3 separate regions of the Homo sapiens genome follow, and regions 2 and 3 are each linked to region 1. Evidence: chromatin contacts called from ENCODE Hi-C or POLR2A ChIA-PET data. All regions are on one chromosome and are shown on one strand. Each heading gives the region's core, a stretch centred on a gene start or an enhancer-like site at or near the end of the contact. The rest is flanking DNA. Distances are from core to core; before and after follow the strand shown. Region 1 has its middle 65 kb from the start of MPP7-DT. Region 2 holds the start of MASTL (microtubule associated serine/threonine kinase like). Region 3 holds the start of ABI1 (abl interactor 1).

Region 1 (2,700 bases), core at 115-2,614:
TTACGTGATCCTCCCACTTTGGCCTCCCAAAGTGTTGGGATTACAGGCATGAGGGACTGGGCCCAGCCCTAATAAATATTTCTTGAAGGCATAGACTTTTCTTCTTATGTTAAAACTGACTTCCACAATAGGATGCTTCGGCGTTTCATGTTTTGTGTATGTGAGTGTAATTTTGCTCCCTGGTGGGGTGTAAATTTACTTTCTGAGGCATGGGGGTGAAGGTGACAGTGACTAGTATATTGCTTCAGGATGTGTTCTGGCCCCTTCTTATGGTGTCACCATCTTCTAGGATGTGGCCAGAGCACGGTGAGGTATGTAACAAAATGAAACCTTTTGCTTAAAATCAAATTGGCCAGCAGGGCGCGGTGGCTCACGCCTGTAATCCCAGCACTTTGGGAGGCCAAGGCAGGTGGATCACAAGGTCAGGAGATCGAGACCATCCTGGCCAACATGGTGAAACCGTCTCTACTAAAAATACAAAAAAATCAGCTGGGTGCGGTGGTGCACACCTGTAGTCCCAGTTACTCAGGAGGCTGAGGCAGGAGAATGGCTTGAACCCAGGAGGTGGAGGTTGCAGTGAGCTGAGATTGTGCCACTGCACTCCAGCCTGGTGACAGAGTGAGACTCCGTCTCAAAAAAAAAAAAAAAAAAAAATCGGTCAAAGTACAATATTTGCTTCCTACTCTGCTCATCTTCACCTGAAAAATCTACAGATTCTTCAGATTGCAAACCCATGCTTACCAAAGATAAATGCTTGCACTTTGCATGAATTTGAAAATGTATCTCTTATTTTTCATTCAAGACTCCAAGTTGGCCAGACAGGATGACTCATGCCTGTAATCCCAGCACTTTGGGAGGCCAAGGCAGGTGGATCACATGAGGTCAGGAGTTCAAGACCAGTCTGGCTAACATGGTGAAACCTCGTCTCTACCAAAAATACAAAAATTAGCTGGGTGTGGTGGTGCGTACCTGTAATCCCAGCTACTCAGGAGGCTGAGGCAGGAGAATTGCTTGAATCCAGGAGGCAGAGGTTGCAGTGAGCTGAGATTGTGCCACTGCACTCCAGCCTGGGCTAACGAGCGAGACTCCGTCTCAAAAAATAAAAATAAATAAAAATACAAAATAAAAATAAAGACTCCAACTCAATATTTGGGGAAAAAAAGCCACTTTTATCCCTGTCTTTGACCCCTTAATCATTTTTCCTTTGCTGGACCTAGTCCTGTCTCTCTGAACTCTCTGCTGCAATTTCCTGACACTGTGGCCCAGGTCTGGGGAGCTCTTTGGGTGGGGCTGAATGCCGAAGCTCACTCACCACTTCCCTTCTTTTCAAAAGAAGCGAAAGTCTTTCTAGTTCCTTCGGTTTGGGTACTTTCTTTAAGTATGTGCCTGAGTAGACAAGTCATCGTATTTCCTGATTCTGCTCACTGAAAGTAGTTTCTACTTGTGTGCAGGAATAGCTTCTAGCTCTGATGCTTAATTCTTTTGACTTAAATATCCCCATATGGTGGGAGGTCTAGAGAGGAATTTATACCACTGAGACTCTCACTATATATATTTTTTCTGTCAGTTACTCTTGTAAGCTGTGAGTCTTTAATGATTACCATATGCACAGGCCCATATGGTCTGAGCCTCCACTCAGCACGTGTTCCTTGATCATAATGTCACAGAGCAGTGTGGCTTTTCCTGTGAGCATTCTGTGCAACATAGCATGGTGACAGATACCTTATCCGGAGTCGCCATTTTATTTTTTCAACGTTTTCAGTGCGTCTTTGGAAACACTAGCCAGCCACTTGTAGACACGTCAAGTACAGATTCATATTTGAAATATCCTGGGTAAATATTTAAAGTATTTCTGTGCCAAGCAAAGTGGCTCATGCCAGTACTTTGGGAGGCTGAGGCGGGAGGATCAGTTGAGGCCACGAGTTTGAGACCAGTCTCGGCAACATAGTGAGACCCTGTCTCTACAAAAGTAAAAAAATTAGCCGGGCATGGTGCTGCACCTGTAGTCCCAGCTATTCGGGAACCTGAGAAGATGACTTGAGCCTGGGAATTGAAGGCTGCAGAGAGCCACGATTGCATCACTGCACTCCAGCCTTGGCGACAGAGAAAGAACTGTCTCAAAAAACAAAAAACAAACAAAGTCTCTCTGTAAGTTTGTCTGTCCATGATACGCAGGGAAATTCAGAGAGGAATTTGAATGTAACTTTTATCTCTGTAAAACAGTAGCATTCCTTCTTTCTGGCCATACTAAGGACCTGTTCCCTAAATGGCTGGAGCCCACGTTAGTTTGAATTGCTGCGTGTGAAGCAAAAATGCAATTTCATTATCCGAACAAAACAACTTGGCTTCATCGTGGGAAGCTCGTTAATTTCAAATGGAAAATAATCAACCCAGAAAAGGATGGGTGGGCTTTTTCTTCCTCTTTTTCCTGTAAACTAGAGGAAAATGGTTTTTGGCTGAAAGATAGCTTGGCAAGAAGCTTGACTCTTCAAAAGGAAGCCCCTGTAGAGAGCAGATAGGCTCTGACAGTGGGGGGCACAGGTCTGTGTCCATTTGTCACACGATTTTGAAACTGGCAGGGGTGCCCCTGCTGCTTATATCACAAGAGGGTTTCCACAAGGCACGTGTTCTCCAGTGAGGGTTCTCAGTAACTCATGAGCCATTTGCGACTCGGTACAAATTCCCAGGGGCCCAATCTCT
Region 2 (2,798 bases), core at 76-2,575, 1.2 Mb after region 1:
ACTACACAAATCAGCCAGGCATGGTGGCGCGCGCCTGTAATCCCAGCTACTCGGGAGGCTGAGACAGGAGAATCGCTTGAACCCAGGAGGCAGAGGCTGCAGGGAGCCGAGACTGCACCACAGCACTCCAGCCTGGGCGACAGAGAAAGACTGTCTTAAAAAAAAATTATTAAAGACTTCTCAGAAAATAGTAATCTTTCTTCTGGTTAAGAATAAAACTTAAAAAGTTATCAGTGCCTACAGATTAATCACTCTTCTGTGGTAGAAAAATTTCGACGATTCTGCACGTCAAAGCAAACAAGGTAAACAAAACCACTAATTACTAAAAACCTTTTGGATTTAGAAACCTAACTCGCCGGGCGCGGTGGCTCACGCCAGTAATCCCAGCACTTTGGGAGGCCGAGGCGGGCGGAATACGAGGTCAGGGAATCGAGACCATCCTGGCTAACACGGTGAAACCCCGTCTCTACTAAAGAAACCCCGTCTCTACTAAAAATACAAAAAATCAGCCGGGCGTGGTGACGGGCGCTTGTAGTCCCAGCTCGTCGGGAGGCCGAGGCAGGGGAATGGCGTGAACCCGGGGGGCGGAGCTTGCAGTGAGTCGAGATTGCGCCACTGCACTCCAGCCTGGGAAACAGAGCAAGACTCCGCCTCAAAAAAAAATAAAAAAGAAACCTAACTCAAGCCAGGGTGAGACTACGAATCACGGCTTTGGCTTTAAGTGCCTGTTGTACTAAGACCGATGTAATCACCTCGGTCAAGTCCCTTTGCCTTTGGCCTCAGTTTCCTCATTTGCTAACGCTGGGCAGGGAGAAGAGAGTCAAACTTTGCTGTTCTCACTGGGCATCTGAGATATGGAGGGAAGGGCGGAACAGAGGCGAGACACCCGACCCGACCGCTGATGTCGCCCCAAAAAGAAGTCAGCTCGCAGGGCTCTGGAGGCTTCAGCAAGCCAGGCCACCCAGACTCCTCGCTCCAGCAACCCCGGGGCCTGCCCAAGCCGGTGGGGCAGGAAGGAGGGCCGAAGGGCCTAACCCCTTCCTTGCTACTCGTTGACTTCCTACCTTTACTGCATACAATTTGCCGCCTTTCTGCCCCAGATACACTTTCCCGAAGGCGCCCCGGCTAATGGGCTTCACTATGCTGAATTCCTCAATGGAGGGCGGTTTTGGCACTGCGATCCTATTCACGCCCTCCTCAGTCGCCGCGCCTCCTCCAGGCTCCTTCTTGCTTCCCGCGGTGGGATCCATCGCTGGACAGCATACAGCGGCCCCGCAGACACTGCCCCTCCGCGAGCAGCCACTCCCGCCAACTGGGTTCAAAGTGAGGCTCCGCCCACGCCGCGCGCGGCCGTGACGTCACCCCGCCGCCGCGCCCCGCCCTCGTCACCTCCCCTACGCAGACGCGGACGGAGGGGGCGTCGGGAAAGCCCCGACTTCGCAGCCTTACACTCTTCGTGGGCGGCGACCGCGGCCCCACTGACATCATTCCTCATGAGGGAGGAGGCACAAACAGTTCTGGGCCGACCAGAAAAAGGACGACTGGGACTTGACTCTGAATCGCAGGATTTGAAGAGATTTCTCCTGGCTTCCCAACGAGGCTGGTGGGAAGCGGTCCTCCTCCCATACACGACCTCCCACCCTCGCGAGGCGTAGAAACCAGTTCTGACTGTACAGTAAAGCGAGGGCCAGGGCTGAGGTCTGGAAGCTAATGAAAGCACAGAAAGTGTCGAAACTGGATGAGCAGGAAGCGAGTGGCCTCCCCTGTCATCTGACGTTTTCCCAGGATGTAATTTGCCTGACTGAAACAGATCAGGACCAACAGGGAGAGTTTTCGATTTAGTGTGAGGAAAAGAGCACTAAATTGTAGCAAAAGACCTTATTGCTCAAGGCCCAGTCAGAAGATTTCATAAGGAAGCTGTAGAAAGTCTTAAGAGGAAATCAGCCGGGCGTGGTGGCGGGCACCTGTAATCCCAGCTACTCGGGAGGCTGAGGCAGGAGAATCGCTTGAACCCGGGGAGCAGAGGTTGCAGTGAGCCGAGATCGCGCCACTGTACGCCAGCCTGGGCGAAAGAACGAAACTCCGTCTCCAAAAAAAAAAAAAACGAAGAAAAAGTCCAAAGAGGGTAAAGGCTGTTCTCCCCTTAAAAAACAGCTAAAGACCTTTGGGGGCGCTGCTCCTTGTAAATGTCAACTACTTCCGCGGGAAAGAACGCGCAGGCACTTGGCCTTGTGGGCGCTCACTTGCCCCGGAAGTACTGTTGAGTTAGCGCCTCGCCTTCCGGGGCGGATTGTCTGTCGTTGCAGTAGCTGTAGGAAGGGGAGGCCATTTTCCGTTTCTGGGAGGAGTGAGGGGCAACGGGTCGGAGAAAAAGGAAAAAAGAAGGGCTCAGCGCCTCCCCGCCGGGCCGTGGACAGAGGGGCACAGTTTCGGCAGGCGGGTGAGGTCGCTGAGGGCCCGCCGGAGATGTTTTCCTTGTCGAGCACGGTGCAACCCCAGGTAAGCCAGGCATTCAGCCCATTTTTTTTCCTCCCGCCCTGCCCGTGGCTGTTTGCAAATTGCGCTCGTGGAAGCGATTTCTCAGAAGGGACTCTAGAAATGAAGTGATGTACTCAATGCGAATCCCAGGATTGAGGAGTGGATCAGGGGACGACGCTGAGAGTGGGCCGGAGACTTCAGTGCTGACGATGAAGCTGTTGAGGGCAGAGGCGGGATGTGAGCTCAGTGATAGAGAGAGACCCTGGCTTATCGAACTGATTGCGTGGAATTTCTGCTAGAGAATCCGTCCGGCATTGTTC
Region 3 (2,700 bases), core at 162-2,661, 1.5 Mb after region 1:
GGTCGAAGAGGGAAACTGGTTCCCTGGGGCCCTGAATAAGGCCCCAGTAAAGGCAATATTCAATAAATACCTGGTGCTGGCAATTTTTAATTTGGTTGAGTGATGTTTTTACTCCTAGTTATTTTGATTCTAAATGACTTTATGGAGATACATGAACATATGTCCAAAGTCTTTGGACAACACTTTTCATAGCTGATTATATCCGAAGCATTTAATGTTCCTGTTGAAGTGAAGAGCTTGAAATATAGGGCCTTTTGAGACTATTCCAAAGCAGGTGATAAAAACAAAACAAAACAAAAATCCAGGAGCAAAAAACGAAGGATCAGGGTGGGTGGCTCATGATTGTAATCCTAGCAGTTTGGGAGGTTGAGGCAGAAGGATTGCTTGAGGCCAGGGGTTCGAGACGAGCGAGGGCAACATAATTTGATCCCTGTCGCTATAAAAAATTAAAAAGCTCAGCCAGGTGTAGTGACCGACGCTTGTAGTCCCAGTTACTCTGGAGGCTGAGGCAGGAGGATCGCTTGACTTTAGGAGGTCTAGGCTGCAGAGACCCATGATTGTGCCCCTGTACTCCAGGCTGGGTAACAGTGAGATCCTGTCTCAAACAAGCAAACAACTCCCACCCCTAAAAAAACGTGCACATGACCTTAAAAGTGTAGGAAGATTACATGATAAGGAGAGTCAGAGAAAAGAGAAATTAGGACAGGAAAGCACTACAAGCTATGTATGTTTATTTTATAATTGAGTCTTTAAGGGTACGGAGTATTCGTACTCAACTTGTACCCCCAGTGTCTAGTACGCTGCTTGGTAAACAGCTGGCAATCAAGAAATGTTTGCTAAATTTTAAATGAATTGATGGGGGCGGAACTTCAGAAAGTAAAGCCTGACTCGCTTTATTTCTAAGAAGGCAGAGGAAGTAAAAATCTAGTTTTCCGTACTCTGTCCCCTTTTTAATCCTTCTCTGAATGGGTGTCCTTGATTCACTGACATTTCCTAATTAACCAAGTTCTGCCAAGTTTCACATGAAACTTGGGGAACCGATTTCATTCCCCCAGTATCACCCTGTGGCGCCACCTTCCGGAGCTGTGAGGAAACTCCGGACTTCCCCCCAACACCGCCCCCTCCCTCCACCCTCGGTCTCCGCTTTCTGCGCTCTGCCGCGTTGGTTTTCGGAGGTGTCTGGGCGCATGCGCTTTGGACGGGCCGCCTAGCCTAGGAGAGACTACAATTCCCAGAAGACAGTGCGAAAGAAAAAAAAAATCCCGCGGTCCGTGGGGGTGGGAGAAATAAACGCTCGCGAGAGAACGAGGTTCAGGCGGCTGCACGAAGGGGGTGGAGGGGGGCTGGAGAGAGTGAGGAGGAAGGGGAGGAGGTGCCGTCCCACAATACCAGGCGGGAGGGCGGGTAGGCGGTTTGTATCCGGGCTGTGAGGTGCTCGGAGCCTCGGCGGACCTTGCTGCCTCTGTCTCTTTAACGCGAGAGGAAGCGATGCAGAGGGGTGGAAAATGGCAGAGCTGCAGATGTTACTAGAGGAGGAGATCCCGTCTGGCAAGAGGGCGCTGATCGAGAGTTACCAGAACCTGACTCGGGTGGCAGACTACTGTGAAAACAACTACATACAGGTGAGGCGCTCTGGCGGCCGGCGGGCGCTGGCCGGGTCGAGGACCCGCCGGAGTGACCAGCCCACTGGGCGGGGTGGGGAACTGCCCTGACCTCAGCGGCTGCCACCAACCCGAGCCCCTACCGCAGCCCCAACCCCAGCCCCAACCGGGGACAGAGCGAGTGGCCGGGCTGAGGGAGTCGGGCTGCGATACAGGAAGTGGCTGTGGTGGTGGAAACCGATAGAAGGGGAGAGAGAAAATGGGCGAGGGAGCCGGGAGCCCGCCGCTGCCGCAGCCCGGCGCCCCCCTCGCGTCCGCTTCCCCCAGGGCCCGGCCACCGGGGTCGCGCGCCCCCCAGGTAGCCTCCAGTCCGCAGGGCTGGAGTCCCGGAATACCCCCGAGCTGCCGCCGCGCCGCCTCTCTGCGCCGGGAGAGGAGGTCCAGGACGGGAGAGGGGAGAGGAGAGGGCAGGGACGAGGCTGAAGCCGCAGAAGGGAGAGGACCAGCGGGGTGTGTGTTGTGTGTCGGCGGAGGGTGGGGTGGGGGCGATTATGTCAGTTTCAGCCCCCAGAGGGTGTGTCTTTTATTTATTTATTTATTTAAAAAAAATTTGTCATGAGTCACATTACACCGACCTCCCGGAGGAGAGGAGGAAGCGGGTGTGGGGAGTGAGGGAGGGCGTTTGAGAGAAGTTCATCTTAAAATTCCTTTAATTGAAGGTTTGTAAATCTGTCTGCTTGTCCATTTTCAAGTCGGGTTTTTTTTATTTTTTTCCCCCTCTCATCGTTTTCACTTCCGCCCCACCATAATGTATTCTAAGAGGTTGTTAGGGCTGCTATCATTAATTATCAAACACGAATTGTTCTTAACTCCTTGGAAAAACGGCTTACCCTCCCTTCTCCCAAAAGTTCTTGAGCTGTAGGCTTCATAAGTAACTTAAAATAGACTGGTGTCATCGCCGGTTGCTTATTTTCTGAGGTTTCTCTCTTAACAAGCTAAGTAAATGTATAGTATGTGAATCCAAATACAGAAACGAACAGAGGTAGCCTCTGAACTACAACGTAAAAATATCTGTTATTGTAAATTAGAAAACTCTTGG

What was found. A loop is a pair of places that touch in the nucleus more often than their neighbours do. ChIA-PET counts read pairs that join two places held with the same protein, here RNA polymerase II (POLR2A). Pooled maps may share reads with other maps.
Region 2: a map of naive thymus-derived CD4-positive, alpha-beta T cell shows a loop between it and region 1 (17-fold over the local background). The contact joins the promoter of MASTL here to the enhancer-like site in region 1. A Hi-C loop is called at or near these places in 1 of 168 maps with a recorded cell type or tissue (naive thymus-derived CD4-positive, alpha-beta T cell) and 6 of 50 pooled maps. POLR2A ChIA-PET finds 5 or more read pairs at or near these places in 1 of 52 experiments (activated CD8-positive, alpha-beta memory T cell).
Region 3: a loop to region 1 is called in a map of CD4-positive, alpha-beta memory T cell, with 20 times the contacts of the local background. The contact joins the promoter of ABI1 here to the enhancer-like site in region 1. A Hi-C loop is called at or near these places in 2 of 168 maps with a recorded cell type or tissue (CD4-positive, alpha-beta memory T cell and naive thymus-derived CD4-positive, alpha-beta T cell) and 6 of 50 pooled maps.

The regions. Positions count from the first base shown.
Region 1 is chr10:28,367,000-28,369,699 of GRCh38, reverse strand. No RefSeq gene overlaps it. Among named protein-coding and RNA genes, the nearest start is that of MPP7-DT, 65 kb to the right of the region's middle. Within about 2 kb of position 1,364, at least 9 of the 41 ENCODE cell types and tissues checked have a DNase peak (open chromatin) inside an H3K27ac peak, as active enhancers do.
Region 2 is chr10:27,153,879-27,156,676 of GRCh38, reverse strand. It overlaps MASTL (microtubule associated serine/threonine kinase like), which reads right to left and starts at 1,325. Exons shown (of 12, transcript NM_001172303.3): 1 at 1,065-1,325. The coding sequence starts at 1,250. It overlaps YME1L1 (YME1 like 1 ATPase), which reads left to right and starts at 2,293. Exons shown (of 19, transcript NM_014263.4): 1 at 2,293-2,499. The coding sequence starts at 2,467. RefSeq lists enhancers at 634-883, 1,504-1,563 and silencers at 1,238-1,436, 1,234-1,443.
Region 3 is chr10:26,859,669-26,862,368 of GRCh38, reverse strand. ABI1 (abl interactor 1) reads left to right here and starts at 1,411. Exons shown (of 11, transcript NM_001012750.3): 1 at 1,411-1,622. The coding sequence starts at 1,506. RefSeq lists an enhancer at 1,169-1,368 and silencers at 1,689-1,778, 1,889-2,038.